2 separate regions of the Homo sapiens genome follow, and region 2 is linked to region 1. A link is a loop called in an ENCODE intact Hi-C map of the cell type or tissue named here. Cell type or tissue: IMR-90. All regions are shown on one strand.

Evidence for each region. Peaks named below come from ENCODE experiments on the same cell type or tissue, not always from the same donor. Only the 100,000 strongest peaks of a DNase experiment are listed, where the experiment ranks them.
Region 2: it touches region 1 in a loop (3-fold over the local background); 2 of 110 quality-filtered maps call a loop at or near these places.

The regions. Positions count from the first base shown.
Region 1 is chr18:74,113,408-74,121,407 of GRCh38, reverse strand. The region is part of intron 8 of FBXO15 (F-box protein 15); the gene reads left to right. Among named protein-coding and RNA genes, the nearest start is that of FBXO15, 30 kb to the left of the region's middle. In IMR-90, a CTCF peak has its summit at 4,234 (motif pointing right); DNase peaks (open chromatin) are centred at 4,237 and 6,137; H3K27ac peaks cover 833 bases.
Region 2 is chr18:73,131,889-73,139,888 of GRCh38, reverse strand. No RefSeq gene overlaps it. Among named protein-coding and RNA genes, the nearest start is that of LINC02864, 130 kb to the left of the region's middle. In IMR-90, a CTCF peak has its summit at 3,558 (motif pointing right); no DNase peak of the experiment used is centred here.

The sequences.
Region 1 (8,000 bases):
TGCACATTTCTTGTTAAGATATTTATGAAGTATTTAATTCTTGTTACTTCTCTTTCGTTTTATCTTCCAGCTGTTTTGTGATTTCTTTGTGAGGTTTTGGTCTCATAGAATGAATTGGGAAGTATTCTTTCCTCTTGGATTTTTTGGAGGATTTTGCATAGAATTGGTAGTATTTCTTCCTTGTTTGGTAGAATTCATCCAAGCCTGGACCTTTCTTTATGAGAAGACTTTTAACTACAGTTTCCTTTTCTTTCAAAGAGATGGAGCTATTTAGGTTATCCATTTCTTCTTGAGTCAGCTGTGGTATTTTTTGTCTTTTAAGGAATTTGTCCATTTTATCTAAGTTGCTGACTTTATTGGCATAAAGTTCTTCGTAATAGTCCCTTATTATCTTTTTCATGTCTATAGAATCTAGTGACATGATGTGATTCCTGATATTGGTAATTCATGTATTTCTGTATTTCTTTTTTTTCCTGATCAGTGTGGCTGGAAGTTTATCAATTTTATTCATCTTCTCAGATACCTAACTTTTGGTTTTATTGCCTTTTTTTCTGTATTATTTTGTTTTGTATTTCATTGATTTGCATGTTGATTTCTATTCTTTCTACTTTTTTTCTGCTTATGTTGTAATTTTCTGTTTTTCTAGTTTCTAAAGGGAGAAGTGGAAATTATTGATTTGAGAACTTTCATTTTATCATATTGAGACATTTGGTGCTATGAACTTCCACCTAAGTATTGCTTTAGTGGCATCCCACAAAATCTGATATGTTTTATTTCATTTTCATTCACTTTAAAATACTTTCTAATTTCCTTTTTATTTCTTCTTTGATATATGGGTTAGATAGAAGTGTGTAATATAGTTTCCAAATATCTGAGGATTTTCTAGAGATCTTTCTGTTACTGAGTTCTAATTTAACTCAATTGTGGTCAGGAAATATGCTTTGTATTACTTGAATTTTTAAAAAGTGACTGAAATTTGTTGTATGTTCCAGAATATGATCTATTTTGGTATATGTTCCATGTGTACTTGAGAAGAATGTGTTCTGCTGTTGTTGAGTAGAGTGTTCGAAAATATTAATTAGGTAATACCGGTTGAGAGAGTTGATATTTTTTGCCTACTTGTTTTATCAGTTAGAGAGAGGTGTTGAGATCTCCAACTCTGACAGTGAATTTGTGTACTTTTTTGCTGTTTTATCAGTTTTTGCCATGTGTATTTTGAAGCTCTGTTATATTCATGAACACTGGAGACTATGATATCCCTTTGACTAAGTACACACTGTGTACATTGTTGAGGGTGCCCCCAGTGTGCCCTAGTGCACACCAAGGGTACAAACGCTGTGCCTTCTATGCCAGTATTAGCGGAGAACTGAGTCTCTGCTCTCCATGGCTGCAGCCCTCATGGAGTGTTGAATTCGGCATCTAGCCTGACCTGGTGCCACCACTGTGGGCAGCTGGCCTGGGAAATGGGGGAACAAGATGCGATTTCCACAGAGATGAGGTGAGATGGCTGCCTGGTCCCAGCCACAGCTGCTCCTCAGAGCTCTCCTTCCCCTTTAAACCTTGTGAACCGTTACAGAGCCCTGTGTGTCCCCACTCTGCCTCCCCCACCTCAGCCCACACTGCTGCCATCCCCTCTCTGGCCTTATCCTTTTCTGTCCTCCCCACTCTAGCTCCGCTGCAGCTTTAGTGAGTTCCTCTCTGTTCCTTGACTGTATCAGGCTTTCTGTGGCCTCACATTCTTGGTGTGCCCCTCCTGCCTGCAGTGTTACTGCCCCAGATCTTAGCGTGGGTCCTGGGGGTCATGTCTCTCTGAGCCTGATTCACTGACAGCTTCTCAGTGAGGCTTTACCCACTTTGCTACACCTAGAAGCCCTCACTCTCCCCATTTCTCACCTGCCTGCCTCAATTTTTCTTCATAGCACTGTCTATCACACTGAGTTTACTTATTTAGGTAGTTTATATGTTTAAGAGAAGTAACTTCCATGGGGCAGTATTTTGGTTTATTTTGTTCAGGACTGTCATGGCACATAGTAGGCTTGCACATAAATATCACAAAGAGAATGGGTGGCTCCCAAAGGCCATGCAGTTGAGGGGCTCTTAGATAGACTCTTCTGGGCCTGTTATCTTAAAGCTCTTTCTGTTTCTTTAGCTAAAGGATTCTCAGCCGCATTGGCCAGGATCTTTTTGGTCAAAGCTCTTGCAGTTCTCTGTTGCCTCTAGAGGAAAAGATGCAGCTTCAGGATGCTGCAGAGCAGAGCTGCAGGCTGGCCCTTCTTGTGGGACCAAAGCAAGGCGACAGCGAGGGCCTGAGCCTCTCCACCAGGAGTGGGAAGCCCTGCCCTCATCCCGCCTCCCAGGGCCTGGGGAGGCCCCAGGAGGCTGGTGGGGCCTATTTCCTAGGCCACTGTGCTGTTCCAGAGCTGCCACTGCTGGTCTTCCACCACTGCCTTGATTCCTTTTCTCTTACAACCCAGAGGAAGGGCATCAGAGTTCCCCTTCTAAAGTACATGACTGTGTACTTCTCTCTGGAAATAAAAAGCCTCACAAATTCAACGTCTGGCAGAGTACTTTCTACTTTTGTACCTAGGGTAGGTTACTTGGCTACACAAATAAAAATGAAATTTGTGTTTAGGTACTTAGTGTCTATGTCATCCTCTCATTACAAGGCAAACATCAGGAACTTGTGCCATTTCTCATCTGAGATGGCTTATAAGACATAGTTTTTGCAGAATACCAACTGTTCTATAAAAATTGCTTCCAAGACACTAATTATATTACTTTCAGTTTTAAAAATGTTTATTTTGAAATAATTTTACATTGTACAGAGAACTCCTGTACAGTCTTTATACAGAATTTATTCATTTATAACATTATTTGCCATTAAAAAATCATTTTTCTTTCTCTTTCTCTCTCTCTCTCTCTGTGTATAATGTTAATAGACCCCTTGATGTTTATACAACATGTGTGTGTGTATATACACATATATATATATATGTGTATATATGTGTATATACGCAGGTCATAAAATCGTCAAGGGGAATATTAACATTCTGAATCTCAAAGTGCCGGGATTACAAGCATGAGCCACCACACCCTGGCCTACCTTTATGTGATGTGGTGTGGTGGCTCATGTTTGTACCTAGCAATTTGAAAGGCTGAGGCAGGCAGATCACTTCAGCCCAGAAGTTCCAGACCAGCCTGGGCATCATGGTGAAACCCGGCCTCTACAAAAAAATACAAAAATTAGCTGGGCATGATTACATGCACCTGTAGTCTCAGCTACTTGAGAGGCTGAGGGTGGGAGGATCGAGAGTTCCAGGGTTCAGTGAGACATGATTGTGACCCTGCACTCCAGCCTGGGCAACAGAGCAAGACCCTGTCTCAAAAAAAAAAAAAAAGAAATATGTATGTAGAATTCTGTATGTTGGGATCCATACGCATGTAGAATTATCCCATCACTCTATTCTTGAGGAGTTAGGACCTGTTAGGTGCTAGGTCTGTCTCAGTGGACTGTCTAGAACTTCAGAGAAGAGGGCTCGCCATTCACTATTGCAAACAAATACAGCATAGCGTTGATTAATTTTTATGTTTGCATTCCTCATACTTAAAATATGCCCTTAATAATGATGAATACGATAATAATAGGGAAAATTTTTGAGCACTCATTATAGGTTTCTGCTAAATGTTTCGTGTTATTTCACTTCCTTTTCACAGCACGCCTGAGCTGTGGGTACTTTCACCTCCCCATGTTATTGATGAGGAATCAGAAGGTGGTAGAGAGTCAGGTCTGTGTTCTGTAAAGCTAGTAGGTGGCACAGTCTGCACTCAGGTCCGCGCGACTCCAGAGCTGGGTATGTCCTGCTTCCTGTAATATGCTTCCTGTATATTTTTGCCTTTTAAATGATGTGCTTTTAGAGTGTATCTTCTTGTGTGTGTGTGTGACTGTCAGTGTATTTCCAAAGTTTTGGCACTGTAAGTGTGGTCAGGGTAGGCTGTTGACTTGCTGGAGTAACATTTAAGCCAATTTTGTGTTAACGTTAATAAACCCCTTGATGGTTATATGGTTGTTATAACGCATAAGAGGTTAAGTTAAATGAGGGAGAATGGGAAACTGAGTTAGGAATAATTGGCCTTTTGTGATTTTCCCCCCAGTAAAAAGATGACAAAGTAGGATTTCCAAGGTGGACTCAAATATATTTCTACTTCCCATGGTTGCACTACTAGGAGTCAGCAGAGGGTGCTGTTGCCATCAGAGTGTCTTTGTAACATTTTTAAAAGTATTATACAAATAGAATGTCCTCTGTAGTTTTTGAGAAACTCTCTTGTGGTACCATGTGGTATATTTAGTAAATTTCAGCTATGTCATTGCGTTTGGGTATAAATCACTTTGCCCCCATTTTTTAAAAAAGCCTTTCTCCCTATCAAGGATAAAATGTTCTGTCGTCACGTCTGTGGAATGTAGGTGGCTCTCTGCTCTCTTCATCCTCCGAGAGACCTGTGAAGCCTGGCTCGACGCTAACCAGGCAGGCTGTAGGGAGCTGCAGGAAGTAAAGGGATGAGGCTGGGTCTTCTGGGGTTCATCTATTAACAAACCGTTATTGAATGCAGGACATGGGCCACACAGAGGGAAGCCCTGCCTCCATGTGATCCCTGCCTGATAGGGTTAGGGACAGAGAGAGGCTTGGTAATCCAGGCACAAGCATGAGTGGGGAGGGGTGGCATGAGGGATTTCTGGAATGTTCTGAGGAAGGGCACACCAGGAGGAGCTGGGGTGGGGATGAAGTGACCAGTTGCAGTGTCCAGACAGGTTACTGGGAGGGTCCAGGCCGAGGTAGTAGGGTTGAGTGGAAAGGATAAAACTTCAACTATGACATAATTTATTAATAGAGCCAGAATTTGGTCATTCTGTATGGACATTTCCAGGATTCTATTTTTGAATAAGGGATTTTATGGATGCTCCAATTAAGTCCACCAAGTCATTGCAATCCTATTAAAAACCCCAATAGAAATTTATTATCAAACTTGCAAAGTAGCATCTAAAAAATCACTTTGGAAATGCACATATGCATATGAAATGGCTGAGAAATTTTGTTTCAAATTTTTAATGAGAAAGTATAATCTTTTCTATGTATACAGGCTACAGAAAAACAATACAATAAAAAATCATGTAGCCACCACAGTATAGAAATAGACCAGTACCACAAACTTTGAAGCAGCCTGCATGTCCCCAACCTGCTCTCATTTGCTTCTTTTCCTGCCAGAGGGAACCACCATTCTGTCTGTTGTGTTAATTGTTCCCTTGCTTTTCCTTTTTTTTGGTAATTAAACATCTTTGTATTGTGAAATGACACACAGAGAAATGCATAAGACAGATAATTGTAAAGAAAACACCTGTGTGATCACCATCCAGGTCTTAAGTTTTGAAAATGAATTGAGAGGGGGCTGGCTTAGCAGATGTTAACCACTCTGAAACTACAGTGACCAAGAAAGTACAGTATCACTAAAGAAATAGATACCCAGGAGAGTGGAGCAAAACATCTTTCACATCTTTTGCAGTTCCAGATTTTTCTGTCAAATTATTTTTGTGTACATAAACCCTTTATTCATATTTTAATAAATCTTAGACTCATAGAAAAAGTCATGAGTAGCTATTTAAATTATACATTATGCATTATGATATATCTATATATCAGTGTATATCTTCATCCTTTAAAAGATACATATGTATTTCTTTAGAAAGTATGGAATGCGTTGTGTAGAATAATTTGCCTTATACTGGCTAAAAGGATCTCTAGAATTGAATATGTAGGGAATGCAAATAATCAAAGGATTCGTGTTTGTTTTCAGGCAGAACAATCCCAGTGAAGTATTCAGAGTGAGTTCTGGCAATTTGATGTCATCCACCTCTTGGTCACGATATTTTCTCTGAACAAAATATCCCTTAGTTCTATTTTCTTAACTCTGTCCCATGAACTTTGGTACAAGGTCCTTTGATTTTTTTTCAGTGTCTGTTACTAAAAACAAACCAGAAGAACCCATTTAACTCTTGGTGCCTGGGATTAGGTTCTCAAGTCACAGAGTGGGAGGAATATTTCCAAACTGACTCAGTGGTAAATGCTCAGAAATAAGCATCACCTCATTGGCTGACCAGCAACATCTCCCAGCTCAGCCAGTGCTGCAGTCATCCATTTTGAGGCAACAGCTCGTGTCTCTTAGCTTTGAGTTCTGACATGTCTCCAGCGGGCTCAGCTCCCAGGCCAGTGGACACTAAGTTTTGCTCTACTTTTCTTCCTCTGTTGTCCTTTCAGATCTGAGGATGTTCTATTTTGGCGTGGTTAGGAGGACCGTAGGTCCTCTAATTCCATAAAATATTGCTCATGCTTCTAGACATTATCTCCCTCAGTAAGAAGCTGTGTCTAGGGAAAGGCTTTTTGACCTCTCAGCACTACCTGATAGTGAATAAAAAGGATCTGTGTCCTTTCTTTTTTTCCTTATGGGTTTATTTGACTGCTTCTCCTTGGAACTTTGTCATACTCCTCCTCCAAGGAACTGGGAAGTGTCCTTTCTTTGTATTTTTATGTGTTCTGCCACTTTGTCAAGTCATGGCTATGTGGAAAATTTTAAAAAGGATCTAATTTCTTTTCAAAGAAAAATGTATGATCCCTAGACTTGCACATATTGTTACCTGCTTCTTTGTGTATTGCCACTAAAATTAAGTTAAAAAGAAGTTTAGATGAAGAAGTATTTTGCTATCTGAATTGGATTTATGAGAGGAAAGAGGGAATGTGGGTAAATAGTGAAGGAAATACTGAAAGAGTGATTTGTAAATGAAAACTTAAGGTGAACTTGTAACAGTGCCTGTGGGTTTTTCTGTATAGCTTTTGTTTTCTATTCTTTTGGAAATGTAAATAGATGACATTGGCTCCCTAATTTCAGTGATTCACTAGGAGGACTCCCAGGACTCAGGATATAGTTGCATTATTGGTTAAGATTTATGACAGTGAAAGGATACAGAACAAAGTCAGCCAAGTTAAAAAGGGCATGGGGTGAAATCTGCAGGAAACCAGTGCAAGCTAAGAGTCCTTCCCCATGGAGTCAACACAAAGTGCTCTTAATTCCTCCAAGAATGAGTTGTGACCAGACATGTGAAATGTTGTCTATCATTAGACAGCTCTAATGAGAGCTCATTAGAGACTCAGCACCCCGGGTTTTTACTCTGGGCTTGTCACATAGGCAGTCTCTGCCTGGCACTAGCAGAATTCCAGACTCTCAGAAGCAAAGAGGATGTTCAGCATTAACCACACTGTACAAATTGTTTAGGTACAGGGACCACCCTTACTGGTTAGGGAATGGTGGGTGAGAACACTCCTGAAATCCAAATGCCTAGACCACATCCAAGGGCCAGGCTGGCAAGCAGATCTTCCTAAGAATTGACAGTATGAGGCCTGCTGTGTGAACTATTTTCAGCATAGCTGTCCATGAGCACTTTGATGAGGTGATGGTGCCACCCTGTGAAAGAGAAGACAGGAAATAGTCCAGTTGTGTCTTTGAAGTGTAAATAGAGCTTGCCAAAGGGCCTGATCAGCAATGCAAAGTATGAAGAAATGTATATTTATTTGATCTTTGTATCAGGCTAATGATTACCAATTTTCAGAAGCTGAAGGAAAAATGTTTTGCATGGTACAGTATGTTGTAGTATTTTTATCAGTATTGAGAGGAAGAGGAATACTAAAGAATCTAAGGGAGGTAAATCTTAAATAACAAAGTATGCTGCTTCTATCATTTGAGTTTTTCTAAAAATAGACTGTACTTTTTAGGGCAGTTTTAGGTTCACAGCAAAACTGGGAGGAAGGTACAGAGATTTCCCATATAGCTTCTGCCCCACAAAACCATAACCTCTCCCATTATTAATATCCTGCACTAGAGTGGACAATGTTGACATGTCATAATCACACAAGGTCCTACCATAGTTTATGGCAGGGTTTACTCTTGGTGTTATA
Region 2 (8,000 bases), 980 kb after region 1:
AGTAGAAGTTCTATCTTATTGAGGATAACTTTGTATCATAGCTGTCTTTTATTCTTAGTTTCATATTAAATTTGAAGAGTGTAGCTTCAAAGATACATTTGGACCTAGGACTTTGAGAGGCTGAGGTGGTTGGATTGCTTGAGGCCAGGAGTTTGAGACCAGCCTGGGCAGCATAGAAAAACCCCGTCTCTACTAAAAACACAAAAATTAGCCAGACATGGCGGCATGCTCCTGTAATCCCAGCTACTTGGGAGGCTGAGGTGGGAGGATTGATTGAGCATGGGAGGCGGAGATTGCAGTGAGCTAAGATCACACCACAGCTTCAGCCTGGGAGACTGAATGAGACCCCGTCTCAAAAAAAAAAAAAAAAAAAACAAGAAAGAAAGAGAGAAAGAAGACAGAAGATGAAAGACAGAAAGAAGACATTTGGAAATTTTGTAAAGAGAAGTGTATACTAAAATATTGTTTCTGGAAATATTAGACTGTTGGGTTAGAGCAAAACTACTTGCTTAAAATTATAAGAAATGCTAGATAAATACTTTAATTTTTAATTGTGTGAATATATGACTAAGCTCATTTAAAAAAGGGTAAATATTTAGGGACCAAAAACAAAGACGAAGCTGAAAGTCCTTTAAGTACTTGATATGGTTTGGATTTGCGTCCCCACCCAAACCTTTTGTCCAATTTTAATCCCCAGTGTCGGAGGAGGGGTCTGGTGGGAGGTGATTGGATCATGGGGGCAGACTTCCCACTTGCTGTTCTTAGGATAGTGAATGAGAGCTCAAGTGATCTGATTGTTTAAAAGTGTGGGGCACCTTCCCTGTCACCCTCTTTCTCCCTCTCCAGCCACGTAAGACGTGCCTCCTTCTACTCCACCTTCTGCCATGATTGTAAGTTTCCTTGGGCCTCTCCAGCTATGCTGCTTGTATAGCCTGCAGAACTGTGAGTCAATTAAACCTCTTTTCTTTATAAATTACCCAGTCTCAGGTAATTCTTTTTTATTTATTTATTTTTATTTATTTATTTTTTATTATACTTTAAGTTCTCGGTAGTTCTTTATAGCAATGTGAGAATGGACTAATACCGTACTGTACTGAAAACTGTGGCTGCTGTGTAGGTCTTTAGCAGGGTTGGTTACAGTCTTGGTGTTTTGCAATTGGTCCACACATTCTTTGAAATTCCCTTCAAAATGTGAGGCCTCCCTTCCCCATGAGATAGCTTATTGCCCTGTTTAACTTCTTTTTATCAATCACCATAATGTCAAATCATCTATACTATCTGTTTATTTGAGGCAGAAACTTTGTCCTATTTATCACTGGATCCCATTACAGAGAAATGCATTCTGAAATGAATTAATGTAGCCATGTACTTGTAAACACATATTTTATGCCTATGCATATATAACAAAATATTGATGTTTAATCTTACAGTTAAATACATACCTTTAAATAAACTTATATTTTAATGTGTTATATATATATATTATATACATATAAATTGTCAATTAACCATATTACAGATAATGCTGCATTTTGATACTCCTGGTGTTAATTTAACGAAAGAATGCAAAATACTATTACTATAAAGATTAGAGTTCATTAGGAAAATTAAAAATAAATGTGAATAACATGCAACCTAACTTTGCCTGTGTTTATATATTATTTGGCCTACCAAACCGCATATGATTAAAATAATACAACGATTTAAATAATACCTTGACATATTTTATCAAGGCATTTAAGCATCTGAGAAATACTACTGAATAGATTTGACTCGATGCATTTTCTGTAGAATCTATAGGACAAGGCAATAATTATACCTTATAATTTCACTTTTCTTCCAAATTCATACCGTTATTATGCCAAGTCCGTTTATACTTTCTACATAATGAGTTTGCTGTGACAAGCCTCCTCTTGGAACTTAGGCTGTAATGCATTTACTGGCTGCAACATGAAACTTATTTTACTTTCACAGCACTTTTTCCTATTAAAGTGCACATTTGTCTGTGGATCCTGCTGGGTCCCATGATTTATGAATATAATTCTGACAGATGACTGTATTGTGTTTATATTTGAAAGTGAATTAGCAGTTAGAATAATTATAATGTTAGCATAATTGCAACTTAGGTCTATTTAATAAAATTTCACTTTGAAAATAACTGTTTGAGCTTCACCTCAAAGTGTCTATCTCAGCAAGGAATCTTTAGCGAATCATAGCATACATTACTTCGTTAATTTGGTGTCACTCTTAGAAGGCTTTCCAAACCTGCCCAATTTTTCATGTTACAAGATTTTACTAAAGGACTTGTCGCTACCTTGCTGGTCACTACAGGCAAGGCAAAGACATGCCCACAGTATCAAATGCGGGACTTCCACGTTGCACATCTCTACGGCGTGATTTTAAAAGCATGCCTTTCCCCTTCAGTAAAGAAAGGCACAGAGATACCTGTAGGAATGGCAACGCAGGAGCTCTGGAGTAGAATCTTTCTAGAACTACAAAATGATGACATGACGACTGTAACATAAAGACTATTTATATTGCAGATAAAGTCTCCAAAATTAAAAGAAAAAAGTGTTTAGGCAATTCTCCTCTGTTTATCATAAGATAATGCTAGGTTAGTGAAAGACAACAGAGAAGTCAGCATATGCTAACAAAGGAAATTGGAAGCAAGCAAAGAACGACACTTGTAAAATAACTCCACATTTGATGAAAAAAGACTGTATTTAAAACAATTTTTTCATTCAATGATATACTAGAAATTGAATTATTAGTAAAATTCAGTTTTTTCTTTCTTCCTAATACTTAAAAATCCACTTATTCACCTAATTTAGTACCCTTAATATTTTTCCAGTAATATTATTGGAAAGAAAACACTAGATAATATGGCTTCATGAGAGATAATAGTTTTAAAAATTCTCATCAAAAGAATTACAAAGCCAGGTAGGCAGTAAATAGCAACAGCTTTAAACTGCTCTGTAGAATATATCCATAAAAACAAAATGGCCCTTTGAATGTAAAAGTTTGTGGTATAAGGGATACTCAATATAATATAAATTAAAATGAATAAATTTAAATAATTTTTCTCTTGAATTTCTGTACTAATAGAAACAAATATGCATACTTAAATCAGAAGTATAACTAACTAATTAACCCTCAATTCATTTTCTGAATATGTGTATGCCTGATATTTGGAGAACTTTTTTTCCAATATGATAAAGCCGTCATAAAATCCCTACTTTAAAAAATTTATATAAATTGTTGTGGAAGGAGTGCAATTTTGTTACATATGTGGTGGTCACGTCAGGAGTTTAGGGTATTCCTCACCTGAATAACGTACATTGTATTCAGTAAGTAATTTCTCAGCTTCCACTTCTTCTCACTTGTGCCCTTCCAAGTCTCCGGGGTCCATCATCACACTCTCTACATCCAGTTGTACACCGTTTGTAACACCCTCTTATGAGTGAGAACATGTGATATTTGTATTTCTGTAACTTTCATGGTTACTTTTAATTTTCAGTCTTCTTCTACTGTCTCCTTCTAAGAAGTATATGCTCTGCCACTAGATGGTGATATAAAGTTAAAGCAGCTTTAGTGTCCCTGTAAAGACAAAAACTCTAAAAAAGTATATAGCCAACAAAGCTAGTTTTAAATGAAATACTGCATTAATTTAATTTGCATTCATCTCCCCAAATCTTAACTAATGATTAAGACAAATTCAAATTGTATATTCATTATGTGTTTATTTGTGACTTAGAATGGATTTCCTATAGAAATTATATTTTGGAACATTAATTAGTTTGCATGTCTATAAAAACTATATATATATTATAGTTGAATTATCCATACCTGCATACTGATACTTAAGTGTACATAATACTACAAAAGATGGCTCTTCAACATGAACCCGTTGTAATTACAAAGAGAAATAGATCAAGTTTCAACTAGAACAGCAGAGCTGCCCAACAGCAGAGCTGCCTCATAGACAGATTCTGGTCAAAAACACTTCTTGACAGCCTCTACTCTTTTCTAAGCACAAAGGCAGTCCAGGAGCATTGTTACAATATCCTTAGTTCTCTTCTTGCCCACCCTAGGGGACTAGAACACCGTATCAGGCAATAAAAATGAGTGGTAGAAAATATATAGCTATATAATTAAAGTGTTTAAATTAAAAATATTCAATTTGTACTAATATTATTTAAGATACCTGCTAGACTATAAACATGTTTTTTAGAAAAGAAAAAAAATTAACATTCTTAACTTATAAATAGTTCCCACAAATAGACAAGGGAAAAGAAAACCAACCAAAGTAAAAACTGAATAAAGTAAATGAAGAGGCAATTTACTAAATCCACAGTTGTCTATTAAACATGTAAAATTATGTTGGTACTCACTAGTCACTAGAAGCATGGAAAAACTAAAAATTATCTTGTTTTACCCAACAGATTGATAATATACAATGTTGACAAAATATTGAGAACAAATATTGCAAAAGCTTTTTGGGAGAGCAATTTGATTGTATTTATTAAAATTTGCTTAACAATTACACATCTGCATGAGAGATCCTACAGAAATATTAACTTCGGTGCACACACAGACACACAAAAGGATATTATGCAGCATTTGCTAATGGTGCAACAAAAACAGCAAGCATATTCATCAGTAGAAGGATAGCTCAAATGTGGGTAAGACACTTTGCTGAAATTAAATAGAATAGAGTTGATTAATAAAATAACACCAAATGACAATCTCCAAAATGCATCAAATGAAGAATTACAGTGAGTTTTAGAAACATATCTATGATATTATCATATTTATCTAAACGAAAAATATGTATCTCAATCGTATTTTTGAATTTACCAATTCTAAGCATAAATGGACAGTAAAAGGTCTGGAGGGATGCACGCTGTTTCCAACAGAAGAAAAAGAAGGAAGTGGGACAATGACACTGAAGGGGGACTTTTATTATTTACTCTTAAGAACTTTATATGGTGGAAATCTTTATATTGTTGATTTTTTTTCTTCATTTTTAAATGTTTTGTTTCGTTTCGTTTTGTTTTTTTTAGACGGAGTCTCGCTCTGTCTCCCAGGCTGGAGTGCAGTGGTGCGATCTCAGCTCACTGCAAGCTCCGCCTCCCGGGTTCACGCCATTCTCCTGCCTCAGCCTCCCGAGTAGCTGGGACTACAGGTGCCCACCACCACGCCTGGCTAATTTTTTGTATTTTTAGTAGAGACGGGGTTTCACCGCGTTAGTCAGGATAGTCTCGATCCCCTGACCTCGTGATCCTCCCGCCTTGGTCTCCCAAAGTGCTGGGATTACAGGCGTGAGCCACCGCGCCCGGTCTTAAATGTTTATTGTTTGATTACCAAAAAGATAACTTTAACTTGTTACAGGACGTGACAAACAGATTCACATTCAACATTATGTAATTGCTCAAAAACTGGGAGATAATAGTTGTATTTTCATACATTTATAATTGAACAGTCTATATTTTATAGAACATTAGTAAAATTTCTTAAAGTTTGCACAATAACAATTGACAACAATCCTGGTGTGCCCAGTTGACTAAGATGTCATCTTGATGTTTATAAACTATAATCAGAACCATTTCATGATGATGATATTCTGAAATATAAACAAATTTAAATTGTCTAAGTTATGGTCATTTTAGCACTAAGGTATATTAATTTTTTAATTTTTTTTAAATGTTGACTAGGAATAAGGTTCTATAATGAAGTAAATTGTCCAAAGATTAACATTGCAAGAATCTGATAACAATTTTGGTAATACAGACATCATTGTCATTAGCTTTGAAGCCCTTTGTCTCTTCTGCCTTAGGAGGATTCCTTTACAATCGTGCAGATCATTGAAATGTAATGTCAGAACTTTTTCTGTTTTTGTTCTTTTCATTTATTCAGATAATTCAATTCATTCAAAAATATTATTTTTCTGGGCACCCTGCTAGATGCTTGTCAGGTAATCAGGACAATGAGGCAAAATTCCTGTTTATAGGGATCGTCTTTTTGCCTGTGGTCCACACGTATGCTCACTCTTACATGCTAGAAGCATGAACAACAGTAAAACAGATAACCTTATTGACTTTGTTATAATAATAACAATAACACAATTTTATGTGAGAATTAGATGATTTTACATAAAATAAACATTTTTATTCCTTAGAAAAAGAAGTGGTGTTCACATTGCGCTAATTATTCATTGTATTTACTTTATATTTTGTATTTCTAAATATAGTTTTCTTTTGCTTGTTTGTAACTGAAAATAATTTGATTCATATTAAAATTATTTTTCAGTAGCTTTATTTGTTGAACCAAAATTTTACTGAAAAAATGTCAGTACATGTAGACATAAGTCATTCATTTTCACAGTGGTGTTACAATTTTATGAACTTGTAATATTATTTTTCATTCTATTATTACCAGTTTTTATTGTTACTTGTTTTCATCGTCAGATTTTTTGACACATGGTGTGTTTAGAAACACTCTCCTACCTGTTTCCTGGGGGCATGTTTACAACTATTCATGAAATAATGGAATGGTTGGCTTACAGGATTGGTTCCTCTTCGGCGTGGCTAGATAATGGCAAATTGTTTTCAGGTTGTGTGTGTGATGTAGATTCAGAGCAGTGATATGTAAACAGTTGTGATTGCTGCAAATCCTTTCATGCACTTGATAATTCAGAAACACTAGTAATTGTCAATCTGTGAGCATGAACTATTGCCTCATGTGGTTTTAATTTGCATTTCCCTGATTAATAATGAAGCAGTGCAAGTTTTTGTATGTTTATTGACCACTTTTGTTTCCTTTCCTCTAAAATTCAAGTGTTTTGTGTGATTGCGTGCGTGTGTGTGTGTGTGTGTGTGTGTGTGTGTGTGTGTGTGTGTGTGGTTAAAGACTCACTGGCATGTTTATCTATTCAGAAGAAGAGTAAATATCAGTTTTATGGGATGAAAATATCTTTTGTAAATGTGTGACTTTTATTTCCATTTAATTTATGGTCTACATTAAGGAGCAGAATTTCTTAACATTAATATTCTCAAACATTTCCTTCTTTTCTTTTGTGGTTTATGCTTCTTGAGCTGCCATGTATTAGAAATGCTTTCCTATCCAAAGGAGTAAGGATATTCTTCCATATTATTTTTAAAATATTTTATTATGCTTTTGACATTTACAATTAGATCTTTAATAAAGCTGAAGTTGAATTTGTGATTTAAGATAGAAGTTCTGTTGTTTCTCCATATGGATGGTGTATTAATGTGAACCACTTTATTAAACATCCATGCTTTCCTGCCTTGCTAGGCAACATCATATCTTTTCAATGGCATTTTCAAATGGGAGTGGTATTTTGGTGAGTCCATTTTTCCCTTCCATTACTGAATCTTCCCTTTCTACACCAAATACCCTCTATCCTAATTACCAGAGCTTTATATAAGTAATCATAAATAATGAGTAAAGTAGTTTCATGTAGCTGTATTTGTTTCCTGGGGCCGCTATAAAAATGTACCACTCTGGGTGGCTTAAACACCAGCAATTTATTTTCTCACAGTCTGAAGGCTAAAAGTCCAAGATCAAGGGGTCCACAGGGTTGTTTTCTTCTGAAGCCTCTCTCATGTTGATGTCCATCTTCTCCCTGTGTCTTCAGCTGGTCTTTCTTCTGTACATTTCTGTAACCTAATCTCTTGTCACGAGGACAACAGTCATATTGGATTAGGCCCACCTCGGGACTTCACTTCACTGTATCCTAAATACTTCTTTAAGACCACCATCTCCAAATACAGTCACATTCTGAGCTTCTGGATTTAGGATGTCAACCTATGAATATTAGGAGGACACAATTCATCTCCTGACAGTAGCCCTATGAAAACAAAACCTTTTAATCTTTCCAATTCTTATGTATTTTGTTTCCCTTTCTCAATTCCACCCCTATTCCATGGTCACCACTATTCTGACTTCTAAAACTATTTTATTTGCATGTTCTTTTGCCT